Linked DNA regions of Homo sapiens: region 2 is linked to region 1. The links are chromatin loops, found by intact Hi-C in ENCODE. Cell type or tissue: B cell. All regions are shown on one strand. Links, peaks and the distances in the headings refer to the core of each region. The heading gives the core; the rest is flanking DNA.

Region 1 (6,334 bases), core at 1,180-5,179:
GTCTCGCTATGTTGACTAGGCTGGTCTCGAACTCCTGGCCTCAATTGATCCTCCCATCTCAGCCTCCTGAAGGGCTAGGATTACAGGCATGCACCACTGCGCCTGGCCTTCTGTTACTTTCAGAGGCATCCATAATTCTTGGACACCTGCTCATATGTTCTGTGTCTAGCTTCAGAATTATTGTAGAAGCTTGCCTGAACGTCACCTATAGAACCTGAGCCATTAGATCATCTATCCCTAAACGCTAATGCTGGGCTGATTTCCTGGCTGGGGGTGGCTCTCATTTCCTCCAGAGGGCCTGACAGAAGGAGGACAAGAGCTGATTGGGAGGAGCTGCCCTCAGGGCCACCCAACGCTTGCTTTCACAGTAACCTGCAGATAGTCCCTTGTTCTGGACACAACAGGAGTGGATATTTAGCAAGCAGATGAAATCCAAAGAGCAGAAACTGTCTGAAAGGGCCTGAGGATGCTGTGTGAAGGGAATGAAGCAACCTCATTTTTGCGGATAAATTCCCCGGAAATAAACCTATAGTATTTACAAAATGTCCACCTTGTCCTTCTCAGCACAGTAAGCTTTCTCTGACCCACAGAACCCATTTTCTGTTTGGATATGAACTCATTGCAGCCTGCCCAACATGAAATTCCAACTGGACATAAAAGGGCACTTCAGCTGTCAAGCCACGTGTGGATTTCGGTTTAAGAATCAGCCCAGGCAGCAGATGCTCCAAGTGCTTGGGGAGTGGCACGCCTATTCCTGATACAGAAGTCAGGCACCCTTTGTCTTGATCCCCCACTTAAATCAGGGATAGGCAATTCTGAATTTTTAAAAAGGCGCTATGTTAAATCCTTCTTATGAGAAAAAAATATCACTTATAATGTAGAAAGTTGAGGTTTCTCAGAGAGCTCTCCCTTTTACTGCTGAAGGGGCTTCTCAGCAGGCAAAGATATCTGCTCAGTAACTTATACTTCTGTGAAGAAGAGATTCCTAAGTGTAAGATGTATGACTTGTCGTTTTGGGGTTAAGTACAATCCCAAACACTCTGTCTCCACCACCTTTTTTCTGGAGGTGTTCTTTTTATTTTATTTTTTCAAAGTGGGGCACATTTCAGAAATTTTTGCTGGGAAACTCAGAATACAAACTTAACGGCATGTTAAAATTCTAAAAATAGTTTGACCCTGCATTTCACAGAGTTCAGGGCTTCAAAACTGTGCTGTCCAAACATGATTGGTGATTAATTGATTTTGACCCCCTGCAAGAAGTGAAAGCAGCTGGTTTACGAGACTTGAGAGACAGCCGATTTTCCAAGGGAGAACAAAGAAAAAGTGGCCACCCCTCCCCGCTGGGAGCGCGCTTTGCTTTGTCTGAGCGGACTCTCTCCAGGGACTGCCGCCGGGGAGGCTCAAAGCTGTGTCCTTGCGATTAGTTTGGTACACTTGGTTCAGCAGCCTGGGGAATGTGGGGAGATGTGTGCCTGCACAGTATCAACGTTATCAGCTGCCCTGTTCATGTCGCCTCTCCCTGAAGGACACTTTCATAACACAGTAACACTTAGGAGAAGGTTCCCCTCCTTTACTTCTGTTTCTCTGCTGATAAACAAATGTCAGGCATCTTCCTGGATCCGGGCCCTGATTCACTAAGTTACTGTATATCCATTGCCCTTTTTTGTCCTCCAAACACTGAGCTCTCAGTGCTCTTCTGGCTGGATCCAGATTGTGAAGATTACAGCCCCACTGGTTCCTTTCAGGACTTGGGGGCCCAACATTCCATCTCCAGGGCCTCAAGGAGCCTTCCATTCCTGATGGGTTCCCAATTACCGTGTTTCTGGTGCTACCAGACAAAAGAGAAGGCCCTGTTTTGACCCAGAGCCCTATAGCTGTGCCCTGATGGGAGATGGGAATTTTGATGTCTGACAACCTGATCAACAGCGTGACTCCTAGACCGAGTGAACCGTGGTCCGTCCACGAGCCTTCATCACTAGAGGAAAAACGGAGATGAATGATTATGACGCTTGAAGCAACGAACCTCTGCAAGTAGGAGGGTCCGGAAGGTTATTCCGGAATCACTGGGCAAGGTGAAGGGCAGGGCTGCGTAAGCGAAAGCGTCTGCTCAGTGCAGGGCAGCATAAACTCTGCAACATAAAAAGAGGGAAGCTGAGCTCTGGCATCATCTTGCGGGTTGCAGTTCCCGGCAACAGGGCTGGCTCCAGAGCAGAAGCGCAACCCGTCATCTTCCTGCGGGCCGCAGCCATAGGTGGAGAAAGGTGGTACCACAAGGCTCTCCCACTGGATGACGGTGACGCGCAATAAGCAGATGATTGCAGAGGCTCCTGTCAAATGGGTGCAGAGAAAAGGGAAGTGGGGAGAGGAGGAGGGACCTAGAAATGGCACTGCAACGATCCTGGAATAAAAACGAGGGGCCACAGTCAGAAATGACAAACGCCTCCACCTTGAAACGCAACCCCTAGCCCATTTATCCAATTTGCCTCTGATAACTGCTTTTAATATGTTGTAAATCCCATTAAAGCAGGAGAGAATAAATGAAAGCAGTCCCCTACCAGGTTCTAATTTTCATTCTCCTTTAGCATTGTCTTAAATAACAAGGACACCCTAAAAATCAAGTCCACCCTGTTTAGCTGTGGCAAGCGCTAAAAACCGTTAAGTTCGTTGAAACACTACTCTCCAAACCAGAGTAGGCTTCCAGGTTTCTCTGCAGAGCAGAAAGGAGGCTGTGGTTGTGTCCATGACTTTGCTTCCTTGGTTAGTACGGTGACGTGCAGCGCCAGGGCCTGGGCCTGGGCTCGGGCTCCCACCCGCGTGGCGCCGCAGTCCTGGCGAGCCCCGAGCGCTCTGTCCCCGGTGACCAGCAGGCGGCGCTATCTCCAGGCCGCAGCCGCCGCCCCGCCCGCCACGAAGGCCACTTCCGCCGCGGCCCGGCGAGCGCGCCCCCGCCACGCCCTGCTGTTTAGAAGCGGCCTTTCTTCACATATCGCTGTCCGCGAAAGTTTCTGAACTCTTGTGACAATTAATGCTGTTTGAAAACCTCCCTCTTGGGTCTTTTGGAAGAGTGGACATCCTAAAAAAAATTTTCTTTTTGGAGACGGAGTATTGCTTTTGTTGCCCAGGCTGGAGTGCACTGGCGCGATCTCGGCTCACTGCAACCTCCGCCTCCCAGATTCAAGCGATTCTCCTGCCTCAGACTCCCGAGTATTTGGGATTACAGGCACCCGCCACCACGCCCATCTGATTTTTGTATTTTTAGTAGAGACGGGGTTTCACCATGTTGGTCAGGCTGGTCTCGAATTCCTGTCCTCGTGATCCGCCCGCCTCGGCCTCCCAAAGTGCTGGGATTACAGGCGTGAGCGACTGCGCCCGGCCAAAAAAAAAAAAAAAATTAATTTGGGATTGCGTAATCAAAAAGTCTTTTAGACATCTCAAATGCATTGCAACTTATTCGAATAAAAAGGGCTCCTGACACGGACAAAAAGGCAGTATAGGTTGAAAATTAGAATGCTTAAAAAAAAAAAAAATTCCCCTTCCTGTTAGTTCCAGATTTTTCTGCAAGCTTGGAGGACAGCTCGCGAAAATTCAGCTGGGGCGCCATCTGCTGGACGCGCCGCGCCGCTGCAAGGCCCTTTCCGGAAAGGTGTCGGGGTTGCAGGTCAGCGCCCCATTTTTTGTCCAGGAGAGACTCGCTGGCACCTTGGCTGGACCAGGCTGGGCGCAGTGGCTCACACCTGTAATCCCAACACTTTGGGAGGCCGAGGCAGGTGGATCACCTGAGGTCAGGAGTTTGAGACCAGTCTGGCCAACATGGTGAAACCCCGTCTCTACTAAAAATACAAAGAGTAGCTGGGCCTGGTGGTGCGCGCCTGTAATTCCAGCTACTCGGGAGGCTGAGGCAGAATTGCTTGAACCTGGCAGGCGAAAGTTACAGTTCGCCTGGGAGGCGAAAGTTGCACTCCAGCCTGGGTGACAGGGTGAGACTCGGTCTCAAAAAAAAAAAAAAAAAAATCTTACATAGTTTTTAAAAAATAAAAAGAGACCAGGCTGACTCTCTGCAAGAAAGTGGCCTGTGTTGAGGAGCCCTCGGGCCTCAATGAGTCGTCATTTGTTACATTGCTGGTCTCTGAGGAAAACCTGAGGCTCAACTCATTTAATTTCCTCCACCGGCCCACGGGCACAGGGCTACAAACTAAAACTATGCTTTCCATCAGTGCACACAGCGGGTTTCAGGGACAGAAATCACAATGTGCTTATTCTGAATGCTTCTGATTTTGCTGAATGGGAGGAGTTTCCAAGGTGAAGAGGGTGACAGAAATGAAATTAATCTGGGAGTAGGGAGATGTTAAAATGTGGCCTTGCCACGGTTTGATATAAGATCATGAAGCCCTGCCAACATTTTCCAAACTCCTCAGTCAGTTCTGATTCAGTTGAAGATTTTTCTATTTAGAAGACTTCAGGCCCTTTTCACATGAGGGTCTAAATGCATTAGCAAACACATTTATACATATACTTCAGCATGAGCCTGCATTCCCCGGTATTGCACTTTGTTAAAGTCCATAATCAGAAAACGTTGGGAGAACTGGTAGAAAGCAGAATATTAGAGCAGATTGCAGTTGGCCCACCCACCCGGAAAAATATGGTATGAGGGATAGAAAGCATTTGTAATGGAAACATGTTATCAAGCATAGTTCTGACCCGGCAAACCTTGATAGTTACTTTCCAACAAAACTGAATGTTGTATTCAGAGATGAGCTTATGATGATTTTCCTGAAAGAGATGAAGTAGCTTTATCAACAGTATAGCCTACTGAAGCCTCACTGATTATGTAGTCCTTGGGGTCCATGTCATGTGACTTCCATATAAGTCATGTGTCATTTAATGACTGATACTTTCTGAGAAATGCATCCTTAGGCAATTTCATCACTGTGCAAACATAGAGTGCACATACACAAACCTAGGTGGTAGTGTCTTCTACACTCCTAGGCTATATAACACAGCCTATTGCTCCTAGGCTTCAAAACTATATAGCATGTAACTGTACTGAATACTGTAGGCAATTATAACACCATGATAAGTATTCCTGTATCTAAACATAGCTAAACAGAAAAGGAACAGTATTTGATACAGTCCGGATTATGATATTATAATCTTACGGAACCACCATCATTAATGAGGTCCACCATTGACTGAAACATCATTATGCAAAGCATGACTGTATAGTCAATATGTTATAAGGACATCCTTTGGTACTTCAATAACTAAGCCCTCGTGAATGAGACCTGCTGATTCTACCATGATACTGATCATAGAGAAAATGTTAACTTTCTATATGGGTGCTTGAAGAAGATACTCAGACAACTAACAAAACGAGATGAGAAATAAGATAAAAATCCGGGCCAGGCATCGTGGCTCACACCTGTAGTCCCAACACTTTGGGAGGCTGAGGCAGGTGGATCATCTGAGGCCAGGAGTTCAAGACCAGCCTGACCAACATGGAGAAACCCCATCTCTACTAAAAATACAAAATTAGCCGGGAGTGGTGGCGCGTACCTGTAATCCCAGCTACTCGGGAGGCTGAGGCAGGAGAATTGCTTGAACCTGGGAGCGGAGGTTGCGGTGAGCCGAGATCGTGCCATTGCCCTCCAGCCTGGGCAATGAGTGAAACTCCGTCTCAAAAAAAAAAGGAAAAAAGAAAAATAAGATAAAAATCTACCCTGGGCTGGATGTGGTGGCTCACACCTGTAATCCCAACACTTTGGGAGGCTGAGGCAGGAGGATCACTTGAGCCCAGGAGTTCAAGACCAGCCTGGGCAACACAGTGAGACCCCTGTCTCTATTAAAAGTTTTCAAAATTAGCCACATGTGGTGGCATGTGCCTGCAGTCCCAGCTACTTGGGAGGCCAAGGTAAGAGTATCCCTTGAGCCTAGGAGTTCGAGGGTGCAGTGAGTATGATCGCGCCACTGCACTCTGGCCTGGGTGACAGAGACCCTGTCAAAAAAAAAAAAGAGAGAGAGAGAAAGAGGGGTGGGGAGGCAGGGAGGAAGGAAAGGAAAAAGGAAAGGGAATGGAGGGGAAGGGAAGAAACCAGGTGCAGTGGCTCACACCTGTAATCCCGGCACTTTGGGAGGCTGAAGCAGGTGGATTACTTGAGGTCACGAGTTTGAGACTAGCCTGGCCAACTTTGGGAAAACTCGTCTCTACTAAAAATCCTAAAATTAGCTGGGCATGGTGGTGGGCGCCTGTAATCCCAGCTACTCAGGAGGCTGAGGCAGGAGAATAGCTTGAACCTGGGAGGCAGAGGTTGCAGTGAGCCAAGATTGTTCCACTGCA
Region 2 (6,334 bases), core at 836-4,835, 170 kb before region 1:
GGCAGTCTTTCCCGGGAGGGGGATGGAAGAAGAGCCAGGAGATTGGCCGCTGCTCAGCATCCTGGGAACTGGAGTCCGCAAATGGAGAAAGTGAGGTACGGCGCCTGGCGCTGCAGAGGGTGGACTCTTGCCACGTTTGGGGACCCGAAGAAAACTGGACGAGTCCCTAGTCGTTCCTCCTGACTCCCAGTCCCCCGTGTGAGGAAGGACTGTCGGTGCCCACACAGTCACTATACACACCTCCCCATCGAAACATAAAGGTAGAGCCTCCCTTTTCAGGGTGCCCCCACTCCCACCTCCAGTCCTTCCAGATATTCAGTACCCGTGTCCCTTTTTTAGTAAACTGAGGTAGCCTCGCTGCTACCTGGCCGGAGTACTGTCCTGGACAAGATCGCAAAACATACTCTTTGCAGGCACCACCCCCCCACCATAAGTCTGGATGAGAAAACATTGGAATGCCTCTTCTGCATCAACGCACACATGGGGTGGACAAAAGGAGACAAATTAACTATGTCCAGATACTTTATATATTCTTAGTTATTCCTCGCCTTCATTATGAGTTACATGGAATTATCTCCATATTACAGATGAAGATTAAGGCTACAATAGGTAAAATTGCCCACAGAACTACATCTAGTGAGAAGTTGAGCCATTATTCAAACCAAAGGCCACGTTTTTCCTAGGATTACAAATAATTATACTACGTTTTTTTAAAAGAAGATGTGGAGAAAGAGGCAGGCAGATTCGATCCAATGCCAGCTTTGTGAGGAAAGGGTTTACGATGCTGTCCAAGAGAACTTTTTTTATTTTTTGAGACAGAGTCTCGCACTGTCGTCCGGGTTGGAGTTCAGTGGTGCGATCTCGGCTCACTGCAACCTCCGCCTCCCTGGTTCACGCGATTCTCCTGCCTCAGCCTCCCTAGTAGCCGGGATTACAGGCGCACACCACCAGACCCGGCTACTTTTTTGTATTTTTAGTAGAGACAGGGTTTCACTATGTTGGCCAGCCTGGTCTCGAACTCCTGACCTCGTGATCCGCTCGCCCTGGTCTCCCAAAGTACTGGGATTACAGGCATGCGCCACCGCGCCCGGTCCCAACAGAACTTTTCTACAGTGATGGAAATGGACTAAATCTACACTATCTAATATGGTAGCCATCAACCACATGCAGCTCTCGAGCACTTTGAAATGCAGGTGGTACAAGTAAGGAACTTTTTATTTTAATGAAATTAAATAGCCACATGTGAGGTGATGCTTTTATATTAGACAGTGCAGGAGACCTTAATCCCTACTGGTAAGAGTAATAGGAGGGATCAGGACTAGGTTTGTCCTCTTCCAGCCACACATTGGCATCATGTTTTCTGCACTGACCATTCACACATATTTGAGCAAAAAAAACTCCAGCAGTGATCCCACACTTGTTTTAATTACAATAGAATAAGTTAACCAAGAAACAAGTTGGAAAATGGAAGGCCCCTCCCAGGTTTGCACCCAGAGGCAGGGAGAGGTAGACCCTCACCAGAAAGACCTCCAGTAATAACACAGATAGCCACCTACTATTTTGGTTTTTTTTTTTTTTTTTTTGAGATGGAGTTTCGCTCTTGTCGCCCAGGGTGGAGTGAAATGGCGCGATCTCGGCTCACTGCAACCTCCGCCTCCCAGGTTCAAGCGATTATCCTGCCTCAGCCTCCCTAGTAATTGGGATTACAGGCGCCCACCATCACACCCAGCTAATTTATTTTTAGTAGAGATGGGGTTTCACCACGTTGGCCAGGCTGGTCTCAAACTCCTGACCTCAGGTGATCCACCCGCTTTGGTCTCCCAAAGTGCTGGGATTACAGGCGTGAGCCACTGCACCCAGCCACCACCCCACTATTTCTTAAGGACTTATTATGTGTGAAGAACTGTAGTAAGCTTTGCATATATTACCTCGTTTAATTTTCATCTCAACTCTATGAAGCACACTTAGCCACTCTTCATAAATGAGAAATGGTGGCTCTGAGAAGTTAAGTGACCGCCCAAGGCCACACAGCTAAGTGGAGGAGCTATTAACCACTATCACTACTGTCCCCAGGCCTTGAGATTATTGATAAACTAGAAAACTTTAGATGTTTCTAAGTCTACCCCAGACCTCATGAAAATGGCAGCAGGAAGGTAGGCTCATGTAATGAGTATCCCAGGTCAGATGTGCAAAAAGACTTAATTTTAACATAAGGAGAGACAGTGGTGACCTACCAGAAGAACCTCCTAAGCCAGTGAGATTGTTGTTTGGAGTATGTTTCTTCTAGCAGCCCTTATTTCTTTTTAGATTCTGGATCAGAAAAGCAAAAGCAGCTGTCAGGACTTTTGAAAATCAGCATGACAAGCCATATCCCCAACTGTAAGCCTGGAGCCAGGCACTGACAAAGTCACAGCTAAAAATCACATCTAGGTTTTGTCAATCCTTCCCAAGTAAGTACATTGATAGGGTACCTCGGGCTCCCCCAGTTGTCAGAAGAGGTCTGTACCTTCTCTGTGAAGATCTACCATTCAAATAACCCTTACACATCCTTGGAGGAGGTATTAGACTAGTTAGGCAATCAGGCTGGTGGGAGGGTGGGGATCAAGAAAAGCAGAGGCAAACAGGACCAAACTTTCCTAGCTGAAATATCAATTCATTGAGGCGGTAGGCCCATAAAAGCAGAACCAATAGCCTTTGACACCTAAAAAAAAGTAGCACACCACCAAAGGTGTAAAAAGTACAAAAAGATTAAAGGTATGAAAACAGCAAAGAACGGCCATTTTAATGGAAGACACTGGGGACATGGAGGGCCAGGGGACTGATATGCACCGGAGGCATTATTTCTTACTTTACTCAACACTCTTGGGAAGTCAAAGTCTTCACAACACTTTAGTCTCTGCCTCTACACTCCTTCTCAATTCTTACATCATTAGGAATGAGGGGCTTCCTTTCTTCTCCTGAAACCCCATCATCTTTGAATCCAAGCAAATGCCGAGGCCCCAGGAAGACAGCTAGGTCAGCATGTTGCAGTTGGCCACTAGAGGGTGGTGTTTCTGTAATTAAGGGGATCTTGAAAGGCTACAAAACTTGGATGGGAGTGGCAGCCAACTGGACTTAGTATATGAGGAACCCAGCAGAATAGAAAGGTGGGAAAGGCAAGTAGTAAATCTTAGGATAATGGTCCTTAATAAGTGAGGAATAAGGAATAGGAACAAGGTAGGAGGAAAGATATCCCACCAAAGACCACAGCCATCACTCCTTGGAAAAAGAGATCTTGGCTCTGAGCTCTCACTAGATACATAGAAGTCAACAATAAAATAAGGCCGGGGGCAGTGGCTCACGCCTGTAATCCCAGCACTTTGGGAGGCTGAGGTGGGTGGATCACTTAAGGTCAGGAGTTCGAGACCATCCTGGCCTAGGTGAAACCTCATCTCTACTAAAAATAAAAAAGTTAGCTAGGCATGGTGGCGGGTGCCTGCAGAAGACTGAGGCAGGAGAACTGCTTGAACCTGGGAGGCGGAGGTTGCAGCGAGCCAAGATTGCAGCACTGCACCACTCCAGCCTGGGCAACAGAGTGAAACTCCGTCTCACACACACACACGAAAAAGAAGTCAACAACAAAAGATTTCTCAATTTATTTGCATATATACATTGTCACCCCAGGGAGCCAGCTCTATTTCAGAAGTCCCCGGCTCCCCTTACCCAGCCAACACCCAAAACCCACCCAAGAGGATGGGTCCTGGATAAATAATGCCCAGGACTCATATCCTGACCCCATAGGTTATAACAGAATTCATCAAACAAAAACAGAGGGCTAGAGGCCAGTGTCCATGAGAGGTCCTTGCCCCTTTGTAAACATTGACATCCAGGCCACTGGAGCCTGGGGAAAGTGTGCAAACATGAGGATGCCACACTGTGTGTCCAGGGGCCAGGAACACAGCTGGCAACCATACCCGTGAAGTCCTGAGGATCTGCCCCCCACTGGAACATGGCAAGTGCCGGGGGCAGAAGCAAGGCAGTTACCCCACACCCAAGGGCTCACATGAGATGGCAGCGACGCTCTTGCCCATAGGAATTCTCCACACGGGCAATCTCCTGGATGACTTTGGTGAAGATGCCTTGAGTCAGCTATAAGAGGAGAGGATTCAGGGCAAAAGTCAGTTCAGTGCCAATACCACCCAGCTCTGGGGTGAAAGCCCCATTCCCGCAACATTCCCACCACCAAGCAGTACAATAAGGAAAACACAGCTACCATCACCACCCTTCTAGTCTTCAGGCCCAGCACCTGATTCTCTCGAGCAGATGACTCCATAAATGTCGCACCCCAGGACTCTGCCAGCTTCTTTCCTTCAACTGCCTGTACCTCTCTGGAAGCAAATTTGGGACATAAAGATGGAGGATAGAAATGTCAGTAAGTGCTCTGAAAAATCTTCAGAATCAAGACTTCCTGGCCAGGCACAGTGGCTCATGCCTGTAATGCAGCACTTTGGGAGGCCGAGGTGGTGGATCACTTGAGCTCAGGAGTTCAAGACCAGCCTGGACAACACAGGGAAACACCATCTCTATTAAAAAAAAAATGGGCCACACGCGGTTGCTTGTGCCTGTAATCCCGATACTTTGGGAGGCCTAGGCGGGTGGATCACAAGGTCAGGAGATCGAGACCATCCTGGCTAACATGGTGAAACCCCGTCTCTACTAAAAATACAAAAAATTAGCTGGGCGTGGTGGCACGCGCCTGTAGTCCCAGCTACTTGGGAAGCTGAGGCAGGAGACTCGCTTGAACCCGGGAGGCAGAGGTTGCAGTGAGCCGAGATCACACCACTGCACTCCAGCCTGGGCAACAGAGCAAGACTCCGTCTAAAAAAAAAAAAAATAGAGAAGAAAAAGACTTTCTCTGACCCATGCCATTTCCCCAAGTTTTGGGAGGAGGGCTGTGGAAGGAGAAAATATAGGTAAACAAAGGAACAATGGGTGAATCTAGGACTGAGGCTTGAAATATGAAATTGTGGCTTTTAAGATAGAAGTATTATCTTCCTTAAGCTTCAGGTTAGAGACAAAGAGAGGTGAAATGACTTGTTTGAGTCAGTGGAAGAGCCAGGATGAGAGCCTGACTGATTCCCAGTCCATTTCACTTCCTTTTGCTCTGAGTAGCAGAGATTTACATACCTCTCTGGAGAGAGATCTGCCTTGTTCCCCACTAGAACCACTGGCACCCTGTGAGGAAACAGCAGTTACTTCAGAATCCCCTCATTCCCCGCATTCCCCAACTCCTTACATCAAGGCTGGACGACTCCTTATCAGACCAGGCAGGATCTATATCCGAGCCTCCTCTCTAACTTGACAATTCTCCCCTCTGCTCTCTCCCACCCCCTCATGCCCACACTATGTCCCTATCCCCCAGGGCCACTTACCGGGTTTTCCCATGGCCTTCATGTAGCTTTTGGTACAGACTCTCAATGACTTGGAAGCTTTAAACACAAGAATTGGAGCTATAACTTTATGAGACAGTCCTCAGGTTCTCCCAAGTCCCGCACTCACAACCTTGGTCACTTACCTATGCAGAGAGGTGACAGAATACACAAGCACATAACCATGGACCCCAATGATGAATGAATAGGGCAGAATGCTGTACTCATCCTGGCAAGAAATGGGAAACATCAGTACCTAGATCCAAACCACTAAGATGGCAAAGGTTGGTGGGACAACATCCAGGTGACCCTCCCTGGGGCACGCCCTACTATAGTCACTTCAACATGTATTTATGGAACAGCTCCAATGAGCCCTGCATACTGTTAGCAGGTAAAATGCTTTTAATACTACTTTACGGATGAGCCACAAAGACTACCAGACTTCATCTCCGAGGGCTGAACTGCCACATTTGGATACCATACCCCAACTGGTACCTGCCCTGCTGTGTCCACCAGATGTAGGTGAAACTCATCTTTGCCAAGAGTCACTATCTTGCTGTAAGCTGAAAAGAAAAGAAAACTTGACTGTGAAGTGCCTTATAGGACCAGCGATGTATGTCCCCTGACTTTTTTTTTTTTTTTTTTTTGAGACAAGAGTCTCACTCTATTGTCCAGGCTGGGCTGCAGTGGCATGATCTCAGCTCACTGCAACCTCTGCCACCCGGGTTCAAGCTATTCTCCTGCCTCAGCCTCCCGAGTAGCTGGGATTACAGGGACCTGCCACCATGCCCGGCTAATTACATTTTTTTTTTTTGAGATGAGGTCTTGCTATGTTGCCCAGGCTGTAGAGCAGTGGCTATTCACAGGCGCACTCTTAGCACCCTATAGCCTGGAACTCCTGGGCTCAAGCAATCCTGTCACCTCAG

The links. Hi-C counts contacts between places; a loop is a spot of excess contacts. Peaks named below come from ENCODE experiments on the same cell type or tissue, not always from the same donor. Only the 100,000 strongest peaks of a DNase experiment are listed, where the experiment ranks them.
Region 2: it touches region 1 in a loop (17-fold over the local background); 52 of 110 quality-filtered maps call a loop at or near these places.

The regions. Positions count from the first base shown.
Region 1 is chr12:49,231,741-49,238,074 of GRCh38, forward strand. It overlaps a transcript of TUBA1C not described here. Among named protein-coding and RNA genes, the nearest start is that of TUBA1C, 30 kb to the right of the region's middle. RefSeq lists a silencer at 2,737-3,026. In B cell, for the core only: CTCF peaks have their summits at 2,853 (motif pointing right), 3,062, 3,636 (motif pointing left) and 3,837; DNase peaks (open chromatin) are centred at 2,161, 2,911 and 3,601; H3K4me3 peaks cover 1,851 bases; H3K27ac peaks cover 1,977 bases.
Region 2 is chr12:49,061,065-49,067,398 of GRCh38, forward strand. RHEBL1 (RHEB like 1) reads right to left here. Exons shown (of 8, transcript NM_144593.3): 3 at 5,904-5,971; 4 at 5,555-5,637; 5 at 5,412-5,468; 6 at 5,167-5,214; 7 at 4,286-4,367; 8 at 3,612-4,128. The coding sequence ends at 4,039. Among named protein-coding and RNA genes, the nearest start is that of KMT2D, 3.4 kb to the left of the region's middle. In B cell, for the core only: CTCF peaks have their summits at 3,039 (motif pointing right) and 3,244; a DNase peak (open chromatin) is centred at 3,047.